Linked DNA regions of Mus musculus: all the other regions are linked to region 3. Evidence: chromatin loops called from intact Hi-C (ENCODE). Cell type or tissue: heart. All regions are shown on one strand.

Region 1 (5,000 bases), 230 kb before region 3:
ATATGTCATGTTTTCGTGTGGGTATAGACGTGTATGTGTTCAGGTGTACACGCATGTGTGTTCATATTTTTTAATTGACTTCTTTATTTTTATTTCATGTGCATCAGTGTTTTGCCTGCGTGCATGTCTGTGTGAGGGTGTTGGATTCCCTGAAACTGGGGTTACAGGCATTTGTGAACCGCCATGTGGGTGCTGGAAATTGAACCCCAGGTCCGCTGGGAGAGCAGTCAGTGCTCTTAACCTCTGAGCCACCTCCCTAGCCCGTGTGTTCATATTCATGTGGAGGACAGCGGTTGACAGTGGGCATCTTTCCCCACTGTTCTTCATGTTATTATTATAGTATTAGTATTGACAGGGTCTCACTAGGTAGGCCAGGCTGGCCTTGAACTTAGAACCCTGCTTGCCTCTGCCTCCTAGGTACTGGTTTTAAAGGCTTATACCACCATGCACTCCCCACCAACTTTTTGATACATGTTCTCTCATTAAGCTCAGCTCACCAACTGGCTGGACTGGTTAGCCAGAGAGCTGCAGGGAGCCACCTGTCTGCCCACTCTCCTTAATCTCCCAATGCCTGGCTACAGTTGTGCATCAGGCCCGGCTTTTTAATGTGAGCGCTGGATCAAACTCAGGCCCTCCAGCTTATATGGCAGGCACTTGGCTGCCACTTTGAGCCAGCAGTCTAAATATGTAACTGATTTAATTTGCCTTCTGCAACAGAACCTGGACGGCAAGTCCTTGCTCCTGTGGCAGCTAAATGATATCGCCAAGGCCCAAAGACATTATCTGTCCCCTGCTCCAGTCACCTTTGTCATGAGACTTTTACCCTCAGAGTCACAAGCTGACTGCTGCACTCCAGGCATTGTACCTGTTCCAGGCAGGGGACAGGGGATGGCAGTAAGAAGAGGTGGTATAAGCAGAGGCTAGACCAGTGCTCAGGAAAAGCCATGCAAGTCTTTTCTCAGGAGAGAATGGATCAGAGGGGTCTGGCAAGCCTACCATGATGGCCAAATGGAATCACCGAGGGGGATCGGTCAAGAGGAGATGGTAAGCGTGGTTACCAGACACATCTGAGATGCTGGATCTGAACAAGAAAGGGACCTGGGAATCCAACTTGAGAGCACCCTGAGCATGTGACCCTTGACCCCAACCTTCAATCCCCTGTAAACCATGAGTGGGGATGAGAGTAAAAATGACAACACAAGACTATCTGAGCTTTAAGATGGCATGCATAAACTCTTACTTACTGTGAATATATACATCAGTAAGAGTTCAGAAAACGAGTCATAGCAAGAAAGGAGAGAAAGAAAAGCACACGCAGACAGCACAGGTGCCCAGGGAAGGAGGGTCAGCAGGGTGGACAGTGGTCCTCTCAGAGGAGACACAGAGTGTTCAAATGTCAACACGCTCCCTCCAAACTGACTGAGTACTTCTATCCCGCCTCATTCTCTAGACCAGGTTGGCCTTGAACTCACAGAGATCTGCCTGCTTCTACTCTCTGAACTCTGGGATGAAAGATGTGCACCGCAATACCTGGCTTACAGATATTTTAAGTTCCAGAAAGAACAGAGAGACTCCTGGAGGGGCTGGACAAAAATCCAGCTGTGGAGATGTCCCAGGGGCTGCTGCAGTGGGCTGTGGGTCCCACATTTGTCTTCCTGTCAGGGCCAGGCTGAGAAGACCCATGAAGTTGTGGATCAGTCACTGAGGGAAGATGGCAGGCCCCCAGTGTGTTGCTTCTCTAAACTCAGTCCCCAGCGTTTACTGCCAGCTGTAGGGATTATGGTGCCGGCAAGAACACCCAAAGCCCTGTACAGCTGCCAGGCTGCACCTTGAATCCTATTCTCTGTGACTCAAAAAACAAAACAAAACAAACCCTCTTTGGCTGCTGTATGGAAATTGAACAATCTCTGAGACCATTACTAATTGCCTAAGACAGCTGGCAAGTCGTTTATGTGGCTCGAGGCTCTTCTAAATAAGGAGGGTGGCCTCCACCTAGCACTGAGGGCTACCTCCAGAAGTTGATGTGGGGATTATAGACAAAGGCCCCTCCTCACCTGGGGCAGAGCGACATCTTGCAAACTCTTATGCCTCCATGTTCCAGGATGAGTTAAGGAACCTGTAGCCTTAGACGGAACACCACAGTGGCCACTCATCTGCCCCAGTAGTGAACGACACAACCGTGCAGGGAGAGTCCCTAGGTCCTGCTGTGTAATACCGTGCCTTCAAGGATGGTTGCCTCTTCTAAGGACTGAAGAGTAGTAATTGTAATTAAGGTGTCTCATCCTAAGCATTTTCCTGGCAACAAAATAAAAAACACTATGGACGTGTGTGCCTGTGTGTATGTGTGTGTGTGTTTGCATGTGCACACACATGTGGAGGGCAGAGTGTTGTCAGGCCTCTCAGCAGCTGTCCACCTTGCGTTTTGAGACAGGAGTCTCTCACTTAGGCTGAGCTCTTTGAAGCCAGTGCCCCTGCCGGCCAGCAGGTGCACCGGGAGGAGAGAGCTGTGGTGCGCAAGTCCTGCCACCAGGGGGCAGCAGCCACCAGGAGCGGACTGTGGGTGGGACTGAAAGCCAAAGCGTAAAGGTTTTTCAAGAAGCCTAAAATCAAGATTCTTCTGTGCAAATGTCAACTCATCCAATCATTTAAAATGCAGCACGGGCCAGCAACGTGCCTGATGACTGAAGATGGCTGAGGGCTGTCAACTTGTCAGCTTGTGCCTTCGGGTGTAGGAGGATTCCAGTTAAGAGTTGGACACCTCCAGGGTTAGTTTAGTTGGCAGAGCTAACTCCCCATGGGGTCCACAGGGCAAAGCAGGTGCACTGAGGTAGACTATGGGAGTGGTTATCTAATTCAGCATAATATCTCTACATTTACTTACATGGATCCTTTGTGTACATGTGTAGGTGCAGGCTGGTGGTTCTGGGGACTGAACTCACACACCTGTATTTACGTGTCTCGCTGTCCCAACAGAATGTCTGACTGTCTCTTTATTTGCAGAGATAACAGTCCTGGAGCATCTGGTTCTTTCCACCTGTCTCTCTCTTCCCTTGGATCAGTCTTGTCTCTTTAGGACTTAGTGGTCAGAGGCAAGGGCCTGGCCAGAAGGTGCTACCGTTTGAAGCCCATTACAACTAAGCTTTAAAAATCTACATGCATGTCTAAAACCTTTTTCTGTGCCTTTTAAAAGAAATGAGTTAGGGCGTCATAAATCCCAGGCTGGCTTCAAAACCACGATACAGCAAAGGACGACAGGAACTTTGGATCCTCCTGTCTCCCAGTGCCCGGGCCTGGTACAAGTGTATGCTCTCACAGCTGATGTGTATGGTGCTGGGGGTGGAACCAGAGTGGGCTTTATGAATGCTAGGCAACTGCTCTGCCGACTGAGCCCCATCCCCGAGCTCTTACACCTCCTAAGTGCAGAACTGGAGCTTCCACTGATGGTAGGCTCAAGCACAAGGATGCTCAGCGTTCTGTGTGAGCGGCAGGTGTCAGGAGACCTCACTCTTCTAGAAGTTTCTGGGACCTCAAGTTCAGCTCACTGTGGGGATCCCTGGCATCTGGTCACAGTGAGTCATGCGGTCACAGCGAGTTGGCAGTCTTACCAGACAGAGAGCCAATCTTGGCTTGGCAGGTAGCTTCCAGGGCACCTAGGCTAACCTGCATTCCAACAAGGTCCATAGAGACCAGGCCTTGCCTTTGGCTTATTCTGAATCACGGTTAACACCGAGTCAAGACAGCCGGGCTGTCGGGGAAGGCAGCCACTCTTCTCTCCAGTGCACTTACCTAGAAACCACAACCATCCACTGTGAGGTTGTGCAGAAGGGAGGGGAGCACTTATGACCTGCTGGGATGGGGCAGAACCTCTTTCCCCACACACAGAGTAGCAAGAGATGATTGTGAACTGCTTTGAAGGGCGTGGCCCGGGTTACACGTAGGGCTTTCTGCTAGCAGAGTTTGGATGCAACAGTAGGGTAATGGGGGTATCCAAGTCTAGAAGGCACGGGGCTGCCAGATACCACCAACCCTTTCAGGCAGCCCGGAGCCTGGGGTGGACTCTCTTACGGGTTCAGTAGGCATGTGACCCAATTCTGACCGTTCATTTTTCTCTCGCCGCATTATTCCCATTCCCTTGTGGGCTCCTGAGTGGTTTTTCTCCTGTATCCCTGGTCTCGCTGCACAACCCAGCTTGGTCCTCAGTGAGTCACACAGACCCCTCTAGAGCCCTCCAGCAAGCACCCTCCCTCCCTCTTCACCAGTGTGGCTCTAGCACCCCCGCCCCCAAACATGGTCTCTTCTCAATCTAGTGTCTATCAAGTCACCCCCGTCTATGTTCTCTTCCTTAAAAATCCATGTTCTGACAGGCGGTGGTACCTTTAACCCTAGCACTCTGGGAAGCAGAGGCAGGCAGATCTCTTGAGTTCAAGGCCAGTCTGGTCTACAGAACAATTTCTAAGACATAAAGAAACCTTGTCTCAAAAAAACAAAAAATGAAATGAAATCTGTGTTCTAACACCTGTCTTTGTGAGGCCTCCACTACTTAGGATAGAGGGACAGCCTCCCAGCACCCACTATGACAGCCTCTCTACACCTGCCACAATGGCAGGCTTTATAAGTGTATACTAGGCAAGTGCTTTGTCTGGGGCCGGAACTGAGTCCGCTGACAAAGGGGCTAGCTCAAGCCCTTTCCCGCCTAAGCTCCTCAGGCCACCCATTCCTTACAGTTACTTCTAAGTACTTGGCCAAGCCCGTGGTTCTTCCCACTCTCGGGTGAGCCGTCTCCAAACTCGCGTGTGAACACAGGCTGAGTAGGGACCCACCTCCTCTCCCTAGCACACAGCCCAGGGTAGAGTACACTTGGAGTGCTTGTTAAACTTATTTTACATCCTCAGGCCTTAGAGAAAGGGCCTCAACTATAACCCAGACTGGCCTTTTAACTCCTGGAAGTCCTCTGCCTCAGCCTCTTTAAGTGCTAGGATCATAGGTGTAAAACCATGTTG
Region 2 (5,000 bases), 140 kb before region 3:
TCAGAAGGGCGGGTTACAGGGAGGTGCAAGGCCAGTCCAGACATTCTTGTATGTCTTCTCTATCTTTATGGCTAGTTGGTTCCTGGGATGATTTTACAGCCTTTGCTCTTTGCTCTAGGCCCAAAAAGCCCTCCTAACTAGCAAGCCACATGAGTCATGGACCTTGAATTTTAATTTTCTTTCAACTCCTCTGGTCTCAGTCCTTGGGGACTGCTTCCCAATAAACCTGTGTTTCATATAATTTAATCTGGCTTGTACTGGCTCATTTCACCAGTGGAGAAATAACTTATCGACGAGATGATGAAAAGCTATCCTAATGAGATTTGTCCAGAAGGAGGGGAGGTCTGGACTCAGCTGAAGTTATCAGAGATAAGAAATAAGAGTCTTGGCAGCAACAATGGAGGTGTTTGGTTCTTTCTCCTGGTCTGGACAATATTCATGTCTTTTCCATGCTCAGGTATCCTTATTTGTCTTGATGCTTCACAGCCCCAGGGTGAGCTTGTCTGTTGTTGCTGTTTGTGAACTTGACGTTCAACAAGGGAGTTGGCCGAGGATGAGACCGGCTCCCAGAGCTCGGCCAGTGGCTTTTATCTCTTATCCAATGATGTGTTGCTGTCTCACCCGGGCTGTAGCTGGAATGTATAGAAATGACGGGACTTTGTGTCCTCAGGGATCTGTAGGGACAGCAGGCCACTGGGGGTTTTGGATCATACTCAGAACTTTGTACATGCAGAGCTTATTATGCTCTGCCACTGGCTGCCACTGGCTGCCACCCTCTGGCCTACAGCCTGAGTTTAAACAGCCTGGTGGCACTGCTGTGAATTGTAAGCCATGACCACTCTCCAAGCCTCCTTACTTAACACAGAGAAGACCCTTGTTTGGAAAAAGGAGTTTGCTGGGCACAGATGGCATGGCGATTCACACTTATAATGCATTCAAGACGGCTGAAGCAGAAAGATCACTGCAAGTTTGAGGCCAGCCTGGGCTACATAGGTACATAGTAAGTTCCAGGCTAGCCTAATCTGCACAGCAGGAAAAGGATTGTAAAATACCTTTCTTGTAGTAAACTTCAGACAACATGATCATGTAAGTACAAGGCTAGGTCCCTTCCAAGGGCCACAGAAAGGTGAAACTTCCCCAGCTCTTCTGTGACTGTTATGAAATATATATAATTCAATGGCAGTAGGAGTAAGGGCTACCTGGTGGGCCCAAGCAAAGGGGTTCCCCTGAGAAATCACAGCCATGCGACAGATCTGACATAGGAGAATTTATTTAGTGGAGGAAGGGAGCAGGGACCTGGAAAAGGGGTAGAGGCAGAGAAAGGGGTTAGGGGAGACAGAGGACAGAAAGAGAAAGAGAGACTACTGGGAATACATGGGAACAGAGAGAGAGAAAGAAAAAGATTGAGAAGGGAGAGAAAGAGAGATGAAGGGCTGGAGAGATGACTCAGCGGTTAAGAGCACTGACTGTTCTTCCAAAGGTCTTGAGTTCAAATTCCAGCAACCACATGAAGGCTCACAACCATCTGTAATGAGATCTGACACCCTCTTCTGGTGTGTCTGAAGACAGCTACAGTGTACTTACGTATAATAAATAAATAATAAATAATCGCCAGAGCGAGCGGGGCCAGAGTGAGCAGAGGTCCTGAGTTAAATTCCCAACAACCACAAAATGGCTCATAACCATCTGTGTAGCTACAGTGTATTCATATACATAAAATAAAAAAATAAATGTTTAAAAAAAAAGAAAGAGAGAGGGAGAGAAGAAAGGAAGAAGGGGGCTGGGGTAGAGAACAGTCTTGTTTTTAAGTTTTATTTACTTATTATATGTTAGTACACTGTAGCTGTCTTCAGATACTTTTCCTTCTCCTTCTCGTCCCTCTCGCTCCGCCTTGCTAGTTATGGCCCAAAGATTTCTTTATTTATTATATGTAAATTCACTGTAGCTGTCTTCAGACACCCCAGAAGAGGGCATCAGATCTCATTACAGATGGTTGTATGCCACCATGTGGTTGCTGGGAATTGAACTCAGGACCTTCAGAAGAGCAGTCAGTGCTCTTAACCACTGAGCCATCTCTCCAGGCCTCATTCATTTTAAGTCTCATATTCAACTTGTTCCCCTAAAACTCACCAACACCACTGGGCAGTGGTGGCACATGCCTTTAATCTCAGCACTTGGGAGGCAGAGGCAGGCAGATTTCTGAGTTTGAGGCCAGCCTAGTCTACAAAGTAAGTTCCAGGACAGCCAGGGCTACAGAGAAACCCTGTCTCGAAAAACAAAACAAACAAGCAAACAAACAAAAACTCACCAACACCTGCTCAGGCCTCTTATCCATTTCTCACGCAGAAGCCTGGATGTTGGTGGGCATGAGGCAAGGAGCCCCCTGTGCTGCTGTATCCGTGTCCAACTGAGTCCAGACAAATCCTCTGAATCATCGTTTTAATCTATGGATTTTTGTTTTTCTTTTTTTTAAAAATTTATTTGCTGGGCATGGTGGTGCAGGCCTTGGAAGGCAGAGGTAGCAGATCTCTGAGTTTGAGGCCAGCCTGGACTACAAAGTTGGTTCCAGGACAGCCAGAGCTACACAGAGAAACCCTGTCTCGAAACAAAACAAAACAAAACAAAAAGAAATTATTTATTCTTATTTTACTTGTGTATTTTGCCTGCATGGCCCAGTGTCCAGTGAAGGCCAGAAGAGGGCGCCAGAGACCCTAGACCTGGAGTTACGGACAGTTGTGAGTTGCCCTTGAATTGAACTGGAGTTCTCCGCAAAGCAGCAATTTCTGAGCCACCTACCCCGTTCTATCTTTTAAATTATTATTATCTTGGAGACAGCATCTTATGCATCTCAGGATGGTCTCAGACTTGCTTTATAACTGAGGACAGCCTTACACTCTCAGGCCTCCTGCTTCTATTTCTGGAATGCTGAGATTTTAGGTGTATGATCACCATGCTAGCTTCTATGTGAATGCTAACCTACACCTCTAGTCCATAAACTTCTTATTTTTAATTTCTCATATTTTTCTGCAATGCTAAAGGTTAAGCCCATATAATAATAAATTCAGTTCAGTGAGGACCAGAAAGTAGCTTTCTCTGTGTTTATATAATAACTCTTTTATTAAAAAGTATTAACCTAGGGGCTAGAGAAATGGCTCAGAGGTTAAGAGCACTGTCTTCTCTTCCAGAGGTCTTGAGTTCAATTTCCAGCAACCACAGGGTGGCTCATAACCATCTGTAATGGGATGCCCTCTTCTGGTGTGTCTGAAGACAGCTACAGTGTACTCATTACATAAAATAAATAAATCTTTAAAAAATATATATTAAAGATGGGCTGGAGAGATGGCTCAGTGGCTAAGAGCACTGATTGTTCTTCCACAGGTTCTGAGTTCAATTCCTAGCAACCACATGATGGCTCACAACCATCTGTAATGGGATCTGATGCCCTCTTCTGGTGTGTCTGAAGACAGCTACAGAATACTCATAAATAAAAGAATAAATCTTTTTTTTAAAAAAAACTTTAAAAAATTGTTAACCTTTCTTTTCTTTTTTTGTTTGTTTGTTTGTTTTTTGTTTTTTTGGTTTGTTAGTTTTTGTTTTTTTCGAGACAGGGTTTCTCTGTGTAGCCCTGGCTGTCCTGGAACTCACTCTGTAGACCAGGCTGGCCTCGAACGCAGAAATCCACCTGCCTCTACCTCCCAAGTGCTGGGATTAAAGGCGTGCGCCACCACTGCCTGGCTTAACCTTTATTTTCATTTTATGCATATGGGTATTTTGCCTGCAGGTATGGCTGTATACTATATGCATGCAGTACCAGCAGGGGGCAAAAGAGAGTGTCAGAACCCCAGGAATTACAGATGTTTGTGAGCCTTCCTGTGGGTGCTGCATGCCCAGGTTCTCCGGAAGGGCAGCCAGTCCTCTAATTAGTAAGCCATCTCTCCTCTAACCAGTAAGCCATCTCTCCAGCCTCTACCTACAGACTCCTGACCGAGGAATGGCCTCCTATCAGGGATGTGATGGAGCTTGGCAGTATCTGGAGGGACACGCATGGAGCAGTGATGTAGGAAAGCAACACCAGCTGGATGAGCTGACGCAACCTTGGTGATCAATGGAGGACTGAAGCCCCAGCCACCTGGCTGGCTCTCACATTAGAGGAGTTAGCATCTGAACTGAGTCCTGAATCCAACCACATGTACCAGTCAGTGAGTCACCCTGTGTGGTGGTTTAAATATGCTTGGCCCAGGGAGTGGCACAGTTAGGAGGTGGGGTCTCGAGCGCGCCCCCAACTCGCCAGCAAGAACGACGCTGCTACAGGATCCTTCTGCACACGTTTATTCAGTCCTATTTCTTCTTTCTCTATATATCTCCCTTGTTTATATCTCCCCCCGAATAGTAATCCTCTCTCGAATAATAATCCTCTCTCGAATAATAATCCTCCCTCTAACCCGGGCCTCTCACTCTTTTATACTCTCAGTTCCCATCCACGCACAGCAGGCCACGCCACCTCACCAGGCACGCAGCTTCAGCTAATCAGGGCAGCAGGGGCAAATCTCCACCAAATTGGATTCACCTGTATCCTGGTACACCTGCGCAGCACTCAAGATGTTTGTGTCTTATATGAGGAAGTCAGGTGCAAGTCATATGACTTAGCTGCAGTCCCTGGCGCCTTTAGGACTGCCGCCACACCTGCTCCTAACAATTCCCCCTTTTTTCTTTTTTGGCAGAGAGAATGTCTGTAGATAGCCCCCCAGCAGCCATGTCCCTTACCCGTCCTTGGGAGACAAACAGCATTGGTTTGATCCCTGTCTTAGGTTGGTGACATGCCCAGGGAGTCTTATCACTGACTACCTCTCAATCATGCCAAGCCACACCTGGGGAGATTGTGTTTTGCTTGTGGCAGGTGCATCAAAAGGCCAGGATGTTAATTAACTTATGGCCAGATCTTAATTGCTGCAAGCAAGCCTCATGGGTGAAGGTAGAGGTCTGATCCCCAGTGTGCAAGC
Region 3 (5,000 bases):
TGCTGTAAAGGAAGGAGGGAGGTTCTCTCTTCTGCTCCTTGGGCATGGCACCAGTTCGTGGGGGAGGGGTAACTGGCTGATCCTCTACCCAGGAATGCCTGCGGGAAAGGAACAGGAACAGCCTACTACTCTCTTCCAGACAATTCCTCTCTCCCCACAGGCGCCAGGAACTCCGGAGAATTGCTCGCTGCTCCTCAGCTACCTGTGCGTCCTTAACTGTGTATGGAGCCCTGACCTGCCCAGCTCCGTTAAGATGCTGCTGTCCTCACCCACTACACCTTCGAGGGGACGAACCCCCAGCGCCGTGGAGAGGCTGGAAGCCGACAAAGCCAAGTACGTCAAGACGCACCAGGTGATTGTACGTCGTCAGGAGCCAGCCCTGCGCGGGGGACCAGGACCGCTGACACCACACCCCTGCAATGAGTTGGGGGCCTCTGCATCGCCCAGAACGCCTGGGCCTGCCCGCCGGGGTAGCGGCAGGCGACAGCCAAGACCTGACTCCCTTATCTTTTACCGCCAGAAGAGGGACTGCAAGGCTTCGGTGAACAAAGAGAACGCCAAGGGCCAGGGGCTAGTACGACGCCTTTTCCTGGGTGCCACCCGGGACGCTGCCCCGAGCAGCCCGGCACCTACAGAGAGACCTGGGGCTCCCGCGGGGTGGGCTGGGTCCCCGGATACACCAGAGGCGACAGGAAAGCGCGCAGTGTGTCCCACGTGCTCGCTGCCACTGTCGGAGAAAGAGCGATTCTTCAACTACTGCGGCTTGGAGCGCGCGCTGGTGGAGGTGCTGGGCGCCGAGCGCTTCTCTCCGCAGAGCTGGGGCGCAGAGCACGGCCCTCAGGTCGCAACGTCGCCGCCGCCCGGCTCCGGGGACACCAGCGATTGGACATCCAGCGACAGGGACGCGGGTAGCCCGGACTGTGCGGGCGGCGGCGGCGGCTCGGAGGCGGCAGGGTCGGCGCGGGACGGACGCCCCACGGTGTCGGTGGTGGAACGCAACGCGCGCGTCATCCAGTGGTTGTACGGCTGCCAGCGCGCACGCGCCCCGCCGCGCGAGTCTGAGGTGTGACCACCACCAGACAGGAAGACGGCTCCGGGAGAGCTAGCCCGGTCCGTGAACAAATCCTTCCCTGGATCTCAGGTTCCCAGATCTGCACGCTGAGCAGGCAGGACCACAGGCAGGGGCCAGGCGAGGACTGTGGAAACGGGTAAAGTGGCCACGTGGCCTCTCTAGATTCTAAATGTGAGCAGCGATGGACTTGGGGTGAGAGATGAACGAACTACTGAATAAAGCTAAAATGTTATTTAATAAAAGGACCATGAGTTTGGCTTAACGGGCAGATGTTGAGGGAAAAGGGAAACTGGTTTGCATGGCTGAGTGCGTGGGTTTTGAGCGTGGGTCCCAGGCTGTGTGTGTGAGCTTGGCCAAGCGGAGGCCTTTGACGGTTATTAAAGGAGGTAGAGAGCAGTGTTCTGGAGGAGCTGTAATGCGTGTGGCAAATGTGCCTGGAATATAGAAAGTGCTCAATACACGGTAGCATTGCTTAAATTACCCAGAATTCCCAGAGCTTCGCACCCCAACCCCGCTCTCCCAGAGTCCCGAGGTAAGAAAGGCCGAGACTTGGAGGATCTGTGATGGAAATCACTAAAACTGGAGCACCTTTAGGTCAGGGTTCGGAATCTCCTGCCACTACTGTCTGTGCCAGTTCAGCCTCACCCTGTTAGCAACCGCTGTGGTTGAACGACTGAAGGCTGAACACAGGACTTCATGCTGATGGAAGCCCTCCACCAACCAAGCTATATGCCCAGCAGGGTTTCTTTTCCCCGGCGACACAAAGTCGCGGGTTTTCCTTACAGATTCCGGTCAAAGCCTTTGTTCAAGATTATCCTCCCTCAGCTCTGATTTCCTTCCCCAACTCTGCATTCTTATCCAGGAAACTGTCCCCAAATTCCCTATGTCCCCTGAGCTCCCACGGGTTGCCCTGTTTTGTGCCTCAACAAAACTTTGTATGGGACCCGCTGGTAGAGAGCTATCTTGTTGGTCCAGCATTTTCGTGCATTTCGTTTTCGCGTATGCCGTTGGGCAACCAGCAGGGTTTGCTGAATGAAATGAAGCTGGACAGGGATGTGGAGTCTGTCCTCGAGGGCTTTCTGGAAAGTCTCACCTTAAATCCTGTCAACTGGAGCGCCTTGGCACAAAGAACACTCTTCTTGGCTAAAGAACCCTTTAGCCAGACGCCCCCACCCACCCACGAGGTCGCCCACCTAAAAGTAGTTTTTCCTGTTGTCTGAAAAAAATTACGCAGTTACACTGAGTGTCAATCCAGACGATTTTATGGGAGGTAGGGAAGAAGGGGCACCAACGTGGCGGGCCAGCTAGTCGCCCTTGGGCGCAGCCTTCACCCTCATCTCTGCCAGTTTGTGGGTGAGGAAACCCCACTTGAAGCCTGCCGCTGGATCCGCCTCCCGTGTCTCGGGGCACTCGGTAGCCTCCTCGTCAGGCTTGTCCTGGGGCTCCGGGTCCCTCTCCGCGGCGGTCTCCACGCCGCGCAGCATGGACGCCGCCGCCTGCTGCTGCTGCTGCCACCTGCTGGCGAACGCGTCCCAGAATCCTGGTCCGCGCGGCTCGGTCTCAGCTGTGGCCGCCTGCGAGGAAGGGGGCGCAGCCAGCGGGCTGCAGGAGAGACAGGGGGTCAGCAGGATGGCCCAGGGTCCCAGAGAGGGGCAGTGGACAGGGTAGTGGACAGAAGGAAAGACAAGCAGAGAGGCCAAGGGAGTCGGGGCAAGGTCAGGGCCTGGAAAGCAAGGGGAGGTAGAAGAGGACAGGATCAGGAGAGGTGAGAGGGCTGGGCAGAGGAGAACCGGGATCCCAGAGTTGGATGGAGCGGTCAGGAGTTTGGAGAGTTGACTCTGGTGCAGAGAGGATAGGCCAACAAGCCAGGTCTGGAAAGCCAGAGAGGGACTTTGAGAGGAGAAGGGGGAGCCTGTTGGGGTGAGCTTGTTTGGGTCCTATAGGAGGGACCCTCCCCTCCCCCATGTGGGGAGAGAGCCAAGTGAGCCAAGTGGTTAGGCTCTAGGATTGAGAGAAAGAGGAATTTGGTACTCGGAGAAAGTGGAAGAAATCCTGGCACAGAGAGATAGAAGAGGAGTTAGGGAGAGTCAATACGGGAAAGGACTGTCAAGGAGGGGTGATAAGGCTGAAGAAGGAGCCTTGCCTCTGGAAAAGTCCTCAGAGACCTGGGACTGGAAGGTGGGGGAGAGGTGGGCAGGAGCCCTGAGGCAAGACTAATGGATGGGTGTCCTAGGGAAGCAGGGAGTGTGGTGGGTGGGTGCGCAGGACTGAAAGAACGCAGATGGGCTCTGTGTGTGTGTGTGTGTGTGTGTGTGTGTGTGTGTGTGTGTGTGTGTGTGTGAAACCAAAGCCAGTTGGAAATGAAACCCTGAGTCTGTTCCCAATATCAAAGACCTTATCAAGCAATTCCTTCCAAACTGTTGCGCTTTGGGCTCCTCGGGGATCCTCAGGCCTCCATGGGCACCAAGAGAACCAAAAGAGGAATCTACGCTGGTGACAAGCTGCTTTGGAAGGTGAGGGTTTATCATCTAGACCACCCTTCATCACAAGCACCCAGGAAGGTCTTCTCTGCTATCCTGGGTTCTAGGGAGATGGCTGTCCTCAGGAAGGACTTCCCTTTACCTCAGTCCCAAGAGATCTAACCCAATCTCCTACATAGGCCTGCTGTATCAGCCCGGGACTAAAGCTTTACAGGATTGGGACAGAGGTAGAAGAGAGATCCTAGGACCCTTCCAGCCCTGCCCCCTAAGGACACACATACTGATCAGCACAGGGCTCTGGTGGCAGCAGTTTGTCCTCGTCTTCTTTGTTAAACAGAGATGACATTGTCAGCCAGCCTTTCACCCCAACCCCCTGAACCTGGGAGGAGAGAACTGGGCGTCAGGAATGGACCAGCCTCCAGGGCTTCACCACAGCCTCTGTCAGGCTTCCAAGGCTTGAACGGAAGACTGTCAGACTCACCCTGCGGGCCAGCTGTGACATGGGGTTGAACGTCTCCTCCGTGGGTTCTGCCTTCTCAGACTCCTCCAAGGTGGGGCTCTCCCTCTGGGACATAAGACACCCCCAACCCCAAGCATGAGAGGAGCCCCATTGCTAACCAGCACTAGGCAGCCTATGTACCATAGAAGTGCATCTCCCACACACCCTGCATCTCCATTGGAGCCCAGAGGAATGCCTGCGGGCACACACATCTCTTCATCATGCTTCTGCTCACATACGCAGGGCTGCATGGTAAATCTCTGCAGATACCCTTGAGCACCTACATCTGCCCACTCCCAAACACAGCTGAACGAACTGGAAACCTTGCACAATGGCACACTATGTGTGCTACTACAGACACACAAGCGTCTTTGTGGCTAGACCTCTCCCCCTGTATACACACGGGTGTGCAGTCTAGGCACCCGGGCAAGAGCACTCACGAGGCTAAGCAATTCATTCCTGTGTCCTCTCCTGCAGGAAGCTGGCTAAACAGAGACCTAGGCACAGCCCTCCAAATTTCTCTACCAACCAAACGTAGCCCCCGGAAATGCCCACATGAAAGCACGCAGGTACAGAATTCTGCTCAAAACGCACATGTATGGAAACTCACTAAATCCAGTTCACATCTGCACCGGACTGTCCACAGAGACACTAATTGTAGCATTCTCTTGCCGACACATCCACAGGAAGCCAGTCTTGGACACGCACCTGTCCAATCATAGGCTTATCCACCCCCTCGCCGGGCTTGTCCCTGCCCCCTGCCGCATCTATTTGTGTAACTGCCATTTATCACAACTACTAGACATAAACGGTCTTAGTTTCAAAGTCCTTTTTGCCTTCTCTCTCACAACCAAGTACGGCCTAAGTATGGCTTTCATCAGATGCTGCTACTGTGGTCCGCAGAGGGTGAGAGCCACTCCCTACTGCCATAAACAGGAGCTCACTACTC
Region 4 (5,000 bases), 110 kb before region 3:
CTACCAGTGAGGTGAGGGCTGGGCCCAGAAAATGTCCAGTATAATGTGAACGGAGCTCTAGGCCACTTCTGGTCCCTCGGGTTCCCGTGCCCAGAGCTCCAGCCTCTTGCTGTGGTGGTCGAATAGAAGAGAGCTCCTGGCTGGGCAAGTTCCCTCCAAGTCCCCCCAGAAACACTTGCGTTAATCTTCTAGTAAAACGTCAAGTAATAGCTGGGCAATGGCGCAGGCAGAGGCAAGTGGATCTCTGTGAGTTCGAGGCCAGCCTGGTCTACAGAGCTAGTTGCAGGTCTACCAGAGCTGCACAAAGAAACCCTGTCTCAAAAAAACAAAAAACAACAAAAAACAAAAACAAAAACCAGACCAAAACAATCAAATAAGGACTTCAAGCAATGCTCTGATCCCCTGTGCCCTAAGTCCTGCCCCAACCTTAGTCAGCCAGGCTGGTCTCACCACCATAGGCTATAAGGATTTTGGTCAGGAACCCCCTCCTTACGGCTGCTCAATCCCTCTGCAGGTGGACTTTGCCTTTGTGGTGTGGCAGAGCTTTCCTGAGCGGATGGTGGGCTTTCTGTCTGGAAGCCACTTCTGGGATGAGGCCCAGGGTGGCTGGGGCTACCGTACTGGGATGACCAATGAGTTCTCCATGGTCCTGACCACGGCTGCCTTCTACCACAGGTGCAAACTTTGCCCCTCCCCTGCCCCCCTCCCCCACAGGGAGAAAGGGCGGGAGGCTACAGTTCTAACCTGAGTGGGTAGGATCAACATCCCCGATTGTTCTTTTTGCTTTTTGAAACAATGTCATGGAACTGGGCTGGGGACATAGCTCTGTTGGTAAGAGCACTCGTCTAGCACTTGGGTTCTAACCTTAACGCTGAAACCGCACATCTGTAATCCTAACACTGGGCAGGTGGAAGCAGGAAGATTAGGAGTTCAAGGTCAATGTCAGTGGAATAGTGAGTTTGAGGTCAGCCCTGGGGATCATGGAACCCTGACTCGGGGACAGGGCCTCGCTATGTAGCCCAAGCTGATCTCAGGCATGCCATCTTCTGCTCTTGTCTCCCAAGTGCAGAGTTTACAGGTGCTGTTTCCCACCAGGCCTGGCTTCTGGGGCCTCTGGAAAGCGGGTCTTTAATCTGTTTGAACTTTATCCAGATATCATGGAACTTTTTGTAGATGTTTTTCCCCCAGGGGCTCTGCATGGAGCCCTCAGAACAGGGGATAACCCTCATGTGTACAGAGTGGGCCTAGCTGGTACATAGCCCCCCTGAATCTGGGTTTTGGGTAGCCATGTTTGGTGGCTTGGAACTACCTTGCACCCCCTACCCCCCCCCCCCCCACAGACACATCATCAAGTCATCTCTGTCAGAGTTCAGACTTGGGAACACAGAAAGAGGGCCGCCCGGAGAGACTGGAGGAATTCACAATCATTGCCCAACCCCTAAATCACAGGGCACATGGAGAAGGGTCATGCCCAGGGTGGGAGCACCCTGGGAGAGGAGCTAGGGGATGGGGTACAGGTCTTGGAACTTGGGGTCTGGGGTCAAAGATAGGGAAATGAATGAGGCCTGCATCCCCCCCACCCCCCAGCCTAAGGCTTACCATGTATCTTACAGGTACTACCACACCCTCTTCACCCACTCCCTGCCTAAGGCCCTGAGGACCATAGCTGATGAGACTCCCACCTGTGTTGACGTCCTGATGAACTTCCTGGTAGCCACCGTCACCAAACTGCCCCCTATCAAGGTGCCTTATGGGAGGCAGCACCCGGAGGCTGTGCCAATGGTGAGGCGACTCCAGGGGCTGGAAAGCCCTGATGGGGAAGGAAAAGAGGGCGGAGCCTCTTCACTCTCTAATCCAAATCTTGTTGCAGCAGCGTGAGGGTTCATAAAAAAACCAACCTCACGGACACGTTTCCCTCTCACCTCTTAGGATTCTGGGGATCCACGACCAGTGCCGGAGCCTCAGCCCCTGGATCAGGACTGCATCAACCGTTTAGCAGCAGGGTTCGGCCACATGCCTCTGGTTTCCTCTCAAGTGCGTCTGGATCCGGTGTTGTTCAAGGACCCGGTATCGGTGCAACGCAAGAAGTATCGCAGTCTAGAGAAGCCATAGGCGAGGCACTGCACCTGTCTGCTAGACACGAGAGAACCAACAGAGATGGATCAAAGTCCTGTCCCGGTTGGCCAATCGCTACAGGGATCCCTGAGGGCCGGGGCCTTCTCCAGCTGCAGTGGGGTTGCGTTTGGCACGTTTCGCACAGGCCGGTGTACAGGCTGATCCTGTTCCCTGAAATGCCTTTCTCTGCATCTCTGCCTGGTCGACCTATGTCTGTCAGACCTGCACTCACCTCCTTGGTGATCTCGAAGTCCTCGCACGATTCACGCCGAGTGGCCTTGAGCACATCACGAGGCCCCAGGGCCGGCCTGCAAGCTCCGTAGGGCGGAGTCCTGCTCTCATCTCTTTGGTCTGGCAGGTGCACTGTAAATATTTGAGCAATAGCTGCAAGAGTATTAACTGGTGGCATGCGTGGTGGAACACGGGCAGAATGTGCACAAGACATAACGCTGCCCCTTACTCTGGAGTTCCTGGTCCCGGTACAAAGCACACACCAGGATTTCCAGACTCAATCAAGCGTGAACAAAGAGGCCAGGAGTCGAAGATAACCAGAGGATTCGGTGTCTCGGCAGACCCGGGATCTTGGGTGACTAGCAGCACTGCACTACCAATCTTGACCACTAGAGGTCAGCTGCTGCACTACTCTCCCTTCAAAGGAATGGAGTTTGGTTTTGCTTGACATTTTGTTGTTTGTTTGTTTGTTTTTGTTTTTCAAGTAAGGGTTTCTCTGGGTAGTCCTGGCTGTCCTGGAACTCGCACTGTATGCCAGACTAGCCTCAAATTCACAGAGATCCACCTGACTTTTGCTTCCCAGGGTGCTGAGATTAAATTCATGCACTACACCTGGCTGCCTCTTGAACTTGGGGGGGGTCAGGAGGGGAGGAGGAGGCAAGACAAGGTCCCAGTCTGTAACCCAGGCTGGCTTGGAACTCACTGCAGTCTTACTGCCTCAGTTTCCCAAGTGTTAGAGTTACAGGTGTGAGCCACAATGCCTGACTGAATGGAGTTAAAGACTACGGATAAAATGTCGAGCTAGAGGGTCACTGGTGTGTGCAGACCCCAGGATGAAAACATGCAAGGAATACGACAGAACTCCACGTTGGCCTGCAAACTTGGGCTGTTGGCAGATGGGCTGGTCGCCAGGAAGAGGGCTGTCCTCAGCATCCTGTAGGTGAGAGTGGAGTAGGGGAGGGGAGGCTGCTTTTCCTGGGTTCGTCCACCTGGAACTGGAATTATCGCTTCCGAAATAAAGCACGTGTCCTTGCCCACTCACGCCCGGGCTATAAATACGCTTACAGCAGCTGCCCTGTGTGGCAGGGCGCTCAGGGTCAGCGAGGGGCGTGGCATGGAACTGGGGTGACTTCAGACAGTGAGGGTGGGGGGTCTAACCCAGCCCAAGGTATCGGGTGTTTTCCTTCTTTGATGGCTTCGGCCACTGTGGAAACTCCCGTGACTAGGTTGCTGGCTGGAACAGGCTGTCCCCTGAGGCCTCCCAACCTCTTTCTCCAACTTCACTCCTTGCCCCTGTATGACTCAGGTCCTTCCTGGAGCCTGTCACAGCTGGGTGTGGAAAGCCGGTCTGGGTCTTCTAATGGAAGCAGGGTGCTGTCAGATGCCTTGAGGTGCAAGGTGGGTGGGGGAGGAGCGGATTTGAGATTAAAGTGGGGGAGGAGGCCTGGCCCAGGGTCAGGAGCAGTTGAGGGTAAGAGGACTCACACAGCTGCAGTCTAGGCAGCCTGCCAAAGATGGAAAGGGCACCCGGTGCCAGGGCCAGCCCAGGGACAGAAGGCACCTTTGCAGTGGTGGCTTGGACATCCAGGACGATGGACTGCCTTGGGGTTGGTTGAGACTGTGTGGAAAGCACTGTTGCATTTCAGGGCTCACGCTGGGCTAAACATGCAGCTCAAGGCAGGTCCAACTTCTGCTGTCATCAGCCCAGGAATGAGGGACATCTGTCGCCAGCAGTGGGCCTCTCTGAACCTTCCTTTTTCTTGTCTATAAAAATGAAAGTAGGGTGGTGCGGGGCTAGAGAGATGGCTCAGAGGTTAAGAGCACTGACTGCTCTTGCAAAGGATCTCTTCCTGGGTTCCTCACTCACACATTGGATGGCACACAAACACATATTAACTCCTGTTCCCAGGGATCCAACACCCGCCTTCTGGCCTCCACAGGCACCCACACATGTGGTTCACATACAGATAAGTATGTGTGTGTGCACGCACACACACACACACACACACACACACACAATTTAAAAGAAAGGAAGAAGAGGGTCTGGTGTTTATAGTTCCAACACTCAGGAGGCAGGGGCAAGAGACCCTCTCAAAGTCCCAGGCAACCTTCTCTTGAGAGGTTTAAGGATGTGGCACACTGTGGTACCCAGTATCCAGAATCCTGGGGCTGGTGGAGGCTGAGGGGTGGGCATGTGATGCCTTGAGACTGGAGGGGTACATCTTCCCCATTCCAGGTCCACGCAGGTTTCACACAGACCTGACCCTAAGTAAATATGACAGTGCCAGAGACATAGCTTTTCTTTACAGTTGGAGAGAAGTTCAAAGGTGAGGAGGCCGGGGTGGTGCATGGTGCATGCTGGGATTCAGCTACTCAGGAGGCTGAAGCAGGAGGATGGCAATTGCAGGCTAGTGTGGGATATCTAAAAAGTCTGCTGCCTACCTCTAATTCCAGAACTTAGGAGGCAGAGACAAGAGGGCTAGTGAGTTGGCTGTGGGGGAAGGGACAGGCCTAGCGACCTGAATTCCCTCCCCAGAGCTCAGAGTAGAGAGAGAGAACCAACTCCCTGATCTTTGCCCACACACCATGGAACACACATGCCCACACCGATGCACAGACACACAATAATAACCATTTTTTAAAATTTTTTTAAG
Region 5 (5,000 bases), 220 kb before region 3:
CTAATTTCTTCTGGATTTCCTCCAGGGAAAGGTCCTTCTTCTTTGGGGGGGAAAGGGGGAAATCGGGGACAGATTCTTTTGACCGAGGGCTGAGAATCAGCTCAAAAGCCTGGCCTGAAGCGCGCTTCTCCAGCTCTTTCACCTGAATATCTGGAGTTGATCAGATGCATGATAATGAGAAAGACCCGGCTTGCTTATTTAAATAAAGGGTTCTATAATTTTTTTTTTAAAAACCAATAATTCTAAAAAACAAGCAGAATGAAAGCTAATGAAGGTGTTTGTAGTAATCGAATCAAAATACAAATCAAAAGAAATCAAGTAACATTTTTTTTTTAAAAAGCTTAACATTTTGGACTAACAAATACCATCTTGAGGAATTAGTACTTGACAGTCACTCCCTAGGAAACAAAGAATGGTGTGTGTAAAACCCCACATTTTGCTTTGGACCAAGCCAAAAGTATGAATGGCTGAGATTTCTATATATTTATCCAACTAATAAACATTTCTCAATTGCATTTTTACTTGTAAATTAAATTTTGAAAAGAACACAAATGCCAAATTAAAAGCTTAAGGCCTGCACCACTTCCTATTCTAAAGCCATAAGCCCGCCCTGATTTCAGTTTTCTAAATCAATTACCTACCAGAAGATGCCATGTCGAACAGAAGACAAGAGACTGGCTGTATACTCTACACAATCCACTGGCAAGGAAAGCCCTGGAACGATTTTTCAAAGCATGCAATCAATTTCTCCACATTTCTCCTATGTCATCAGCACAAAGGGGTCTCAAATCACACCCTTGACAATGTCAGGAAAATCATTATGTGAAAATCAAGAAACATCATTAAAATATCAATCTAGAAACACTGGGACATATTGAGATATTTTCATTGAGTAACGCTGGCAGCAGAAAATCAAATTAAATGATATTCTTCAAAGAAAGAAAATCTTGGAATATCAAAACTCAGGGGTTCAATCACAAGGTTGAAGAATTCCGTCCCTTAATGTTTTTGTCCTGCCCAACATAAGATATTCCAGATTCAACCCAACAATGAGATCGGAGCCATCTTAATTCTGTCTACAACTCATTGTGCAATTGAAATACCCACCCCTGCTTTGTCTGTGTCTGCCACGGTGAATAACACCCAAGCTGGCAGCCAATGATATTCAAGTCCTATTGTTCCTAGGGTTTAAGCTACTAGCCTCACAGTGAGAAAATGAAGTTGTATGAACCTCTAGGTTTCTTTTGAGGGCAGGGTCTACTTAATCCAGGCTGGCTGTAAAATTACAATCCTCTTGCCTCAGCCTCCTCAGGGTAGAGGGGTGGGGTTTAGCCCACTGGGTTAACACTTAACATTTGCAAAGCCCTGGGTTCCATGTTCGATGCATACATGGGCGGGGGGGGGGGGCAGCTTCTGAGTGTTGAGATTACAGACAAGCGCCACCACACCCGCCTGAGGTTTGTCACATTTGATGCCTTATGTCGCAAACATTTTTTTCAACAGTTCTCGAGTATTTTTTTTAAAAAGATCACCATTCTTTTAGCCCCGAAGCGTATGACTAAAGGTTCCAAACACTAGACACTGCAAAAACGAAGCAACGAAAAAAAATGCATTTATCTGTAGCAGAGCACCCAACGCAGCAGACTACACAGCATGGGCGTGGTCCTGGCCCAGGCGGGCAGGCTGGCGGCCCGGGCCAATCAGAACACGCCCTACGCTCCGGCCCCTGGCCCCGCCCCTCGGCTCCCCGCGCCTTTTCGAATCTCCGCGAACCTCTCCACGCTCGGGAGCCCGCGCGCGTGGGCAGCGACAGAATGGGCGGGGCCAACGGTCCTCCGGGGTGGCCCCGCCCCTCTCGGGCTGGCAGCGCGCGGCCGTCTGCCCCCCAACTCCCGCCAAAAACACCTCGCGGACACGCAGCCCTGGGGTGGCTGTAGAGGGCTCGGTCGCACGGCCTTCACCCACTGACGGAGTGCCCAGAGCTGTCCGGGACCACCGCCCCGAAGCCCCGGGAGACCGGGCGGGCGCCGCCCCTCAGCAGCACGAGCGCCCCCAGCCTCGCTCTCCTTCAGACAATGGGGACCCCCCGAACAGCCGCGCCCGCCGGGCGGTAGATGCAGAGGACGGCTCACGCCTCCTATTGTCTCCACGCTCGCACCCGGGCTAAAGCCCAGCGCTGGCCGCGCCCCCTCCCCTCCAGCCCGCATCTCCAGGGAATAGGGACAAAAGCCAAGGCTCCGCCCGAGCTCCACACAAAAGACCAACGCCCCCCACCCGCTGGGGCTCGGGGTCTCCGCCCATCTCCTGTGCCCGGCTGGGGGACCCGCCGCGTTCCCGGCTGCTCCCCAGCCCGCCGTAGCCTCCGCCTAAGCCAAGCCTGCACCCACCTGCTCGGTCCGAGCCGCCTGGCCACACTCTGAGCACCAACAGACCTGGGCGCGCACAAAAGCGCCAAACAGCGGCACGTGACCCAGACCAGGCGCTCCGCATTGGCTGCGGGTGACGGCACGTGCCAGTCCCGCCCCGAAGCCTGGAGAGCACCGCCTCTCTGGAGAGAAGCATTTCGGGAATTGTAGTCCGGGCCAGGGGGGCAGGAGGACAATGCTAGGGGTGGGGCACTCCTGGTGGGGGGTCTCTCTAGGTGTTAGCCGGGACTAGCGTGGGTGGGTGGGGTGTCTCTGATCGGAAGAGCATTTGGCTGCGGCCGCAGGACTGAATCGGTTATGGGACTCTCTTTAGGAAAACTGCAGGGCGAGGTGAGGAGCAGGGGAGGGGTCGGTCCTAACCTACTTCTTTTAGACCTCGACCGACTGGACTCTACCTCTACCCAGCCATAGGAGTTTATTTGGCTCCCTAAGCAATATCCCTTTTGATGCCATACCCCTCCCGGTCGCCTAAAACGCCCGAAACCCTGTGACAAGATAGTGCCACTCCACGCCCCTGCACGATCCTCTACCCTCGGTGTCCTATCACGGACACACGGCAGCTTGTCACCTGTAGCGCAACAACGCAGTCCCTAACCCATTTCCTACTGGCAGATTACGGGCGTGGTTCTTCCCTTGGCCACTTGCATTCTACCCTTCAGCCTCCCGAGCTGGAAACACTGGGATCTAGGCAGGACAGCGGGAGGCTCTGGAATCTGATCTTGGGTTTAACAAAGCCACTAAGCTTAAAGGCAGACTCCATCTGGACTGCTAAAGCCTTGCGGTGACAGGAAAGGGAAGGGAAGAGCGATGGCAGTTCTAGATACACTTTGCTCCTTTTGTTCTGAAAGCACGTGCTCCCTAGAGCGGGGCTGGGCTCACTTTGAGAATGTAAACAAAAGGAGCCACAAGGTCACGGTTCCCTCTGGCCGGGATAAAGCAAAACTATAGCAGAGACACAAAGGAAATTAGCGTGACCCTGTCTGTCTAAGAACCTCTTCTCTCTGCTGACCAAAGCTGTGTCCCCACGAGGTGGTCATTTCCCCAAAGCACCTGCTCAGAAACTCTTCATTGGGTTTACCATTTTATTAATGGATTTGGTCTCTCAAAAGCCAACCCATACATACAACAGCTTCTGTGGAAACAATCCTAATTTTAAAACAATCCTACATCTGCTTAACCAAGAGGGAAGCACCCGAGATAAAATACAATAGGCATACAGGACAGTGAAAACTGTATTGTGCAGACAACGTACAAAGCAAGCAATTGGCAAAGTACAGTTGTCTGGAATATGCTTATAGAGGCATATTTTCCAGCAATTGCCCTTGCGTGGGGTCAGTCTCCCTCTGCCCCCGCCCCAGCCAGTCTAAGTGGTTCTTGCTTAGCATGTGAACAACAGGAGCCAGTTCTGCGCAGTGGAAGGCTTTTCCCTCTCAGAACGCAGTCTCACAATGGCCTGATGCTTCAACTTTCAGAATGGATCCCTGAAGTCATTTTTAGAACTGGACAGGAACGAGGATTAGACCTTTCTGAAAACTGAGAAGCTGGGGGAACACAAATGTGCAGAGACCTCCATAGCCACGAGGTTCGGGAACTTCTGAACCAGCACTTTGTCTTGAAGTCTTTGTATTGGATTTGGAGATGTGTGTGCAAGATCCCACCCATGTGATACATTTTTTTTTCAAATACAAGATATGCCACGCAAAAGTCTCATATTTCTATTAATGTTGTGACAGAGGAGAATTAATCTCTCAAAACACTGATTATTTTGAAGCATTTATATCATCCCACCCCACCCCCACACACACCTTTCTCCCTAGAGCAGATGTCTATTTCCATGGAAACCACAGCTAAGAATGGAGTAGATGTTAGAACTCATGTAGGTTTTTTTTTTTTTCATCTTTTTTAGCGATACCCTTTGGCTTCTGGATTTGTGGTTAGATGTCTGCTCCTGTTGACATCTGTGACAAGAGTTTCTCAAGGTTCTCACTGCTGCTTAGGAGGACAGGGGGATGGAATTAAGGTTCCCTTGTGAATAGAGAGGTGCTTCCTGTGCTGTGGGACAATCCTGCTCTGCAGGATGGAACGGGGTTGCTTCTCCGAAAGCCAGTTCTCACCAGTGTTCATGGATGGTCTCGGAACTGGGAAGGGCAGCTAACAGCTTTGCTTCTCCACTTTGGGAAGAGCCACAACCCCCCTCTCCTCTAACACCAGCAAGATCCCTACCCTCTCCGAGGGGCAGCGAAGGGTTAATGTTTCCTTCTCAGGAGCTGCCTGTCTTTGCCTAGGAGAATTATTTTTTGCTTCTGCTCAGATGGCTTGGTCGGATGGCTATGGGGCCGGCTGTGACTACGGATTAGCACCGAGTGAAGTCTAGATGTGGCAGCTGTACAGCTTATTTGATCTGTGTAGACAGCCAAAGGAGAGGACTTGAGGCTTCAAAGCCCAGCGAGGATGCCTACCCTGATGAAACACACCGCACCGGGCTCTTGTCAGATCTCAGCGATTCCCAGAGAGGCGACAGCCTTTGTTCATTGTTGCTTCTGAGGCCACAGAGGTTGTCTCCCACATAGGCGC

What was found. Hi-C counts contacts between places; a loop is a spot of excess contacts. Peaks named below come from ENCODE experiments on the same cell type or tissue, not always from the same donor. Only the 100,000 strongest peaks of a DNase experiment are listed, where the experiment ranks them.
Region 1: it touches region 3 in a loop (2.0-fold over the local background); 8 of 42 quality-filtered maps call a loop at or near these places.
Region 2: a loop joins it to region 3, with 2.8 times the contacts of the local background. A loop is called at or near these places in 8 of 42 quality-filtered maps.
Region 4: it touches region 3 in a loop (9-fold over the local background); 6 of 42 quality-filtered maps call a loop at or near these places.
Region 5: a loop joins it to region 3, with 3 times the contacts of the local background. A loop is called at or near these places in 5 of 42 quality-filtered maps.

What each region holds. Positions count from the first base shown.
Region 1 is chr4:134,475,717-134,480,716 of GRCm38, reverse strand. No RefSeq gene overlaps it. Among named protein-coding and RNA genes, the nearest start is that of Stmn1, 9.9 kb to the right of the region's middle. In heart, a CTCF peak has its summit at 2,505 (motif pointing right); DNase peaks (open chromatin) are centred at 706, 2,516 and 3,493; H3K4me3 peaks cover 503 bases; H3K27ac peaks cover 482 bases.
Region 2 is chr4:134,386,292-134,391,291 of GRCm38, reverse strand. No RefSeq gene overlaps it. Among named protein-coding and RNA genes, the nearest start is that of Pafah2, 14 kb to the left of the region's middle. In heart, CTCF peaks have their summits at 2,690 (motif pointing right) and 3,810 (motif pointing right); no DNase peak of the experiment used is centred here.
Region 3 is chr4:134,247,419-134,252,418 of GRCm38, reverse strand. Gm30191 (predicted gene, 30191) reads right to left here. Exons shown (of 4, transcript NM_001372229.1): 2 at 4,034-4,117; 3 at 3,834-3,931; 4 at 2,317-2,674. The coding sequence ends at 2,377. Grrp1 (glycine/arginine rich protein 1) reads left to right here. Exons shown (of 2, transcript NM_001099296.2): 2 at 161-1,309. The coding sequence starts at 254. The coding sequence ends at 1,069. Among named protein-coding and RNA genes, the nearest start is that of Gm30191, 3.0 kb to the right of the region's middle. In heart, a CTCF peak has its summit at 2,593 (motif pointing left); DNase peaks (open chromatin) are centred at 1,038 and 2,488; H3K4me3 peaks cover 2,972 bases; H3K27ac peaks cover 2,669 bases; H3K27me3 peaks cover 3,900 bases.
Region 4 is chr4:134,354,760-134,359,759 of GRCm38, reverse strand. Extl1 (exostosin-like glycosyltransferase 1) reads left to right here. Exons shown (of 11, transcript NM_019578.2): 8 at 1-11; 9 at 515-675; 10 at 1,614-1,782; 11 at 1,930-3,387. The coding sequence ends at 2,112. Among named protein-coding and RNA genes, the nearest start is that of Slc30a2, 14 kb to the right of the region's middle. In heart, a CTCF peak has its summit at 2,724 (motif pointing right); DNase peaks (open chromatin) are centred at 2,899, 3,029 and 3,649; H3K4me3 peaks cover 1,242 bases; H3K27ac peaks cover 1,317 bases; H3K27me3 peaks cover 1,421 bases.
Region 5 is chr4:134,465,817-134,470,816 of GRCm38, reverse strand. It overlaps Stmn1 (stathmin 1), which reads right to left and starts at 2,497. Exons shown (of 5, transcript NM_019641.4): 1 at 2,388-2,497; 2 at 642-714; 3 at 1-150. The coding sequence starts at 654. In heart, no CTCF peak of the experiment used is centred here; DNase peaks (open chromatin) are centred at 1,766, 2,486 and 3,046; H3K4me3 peaks cover 3,470 bases; H3K27ac peaks cover 2,890 bases.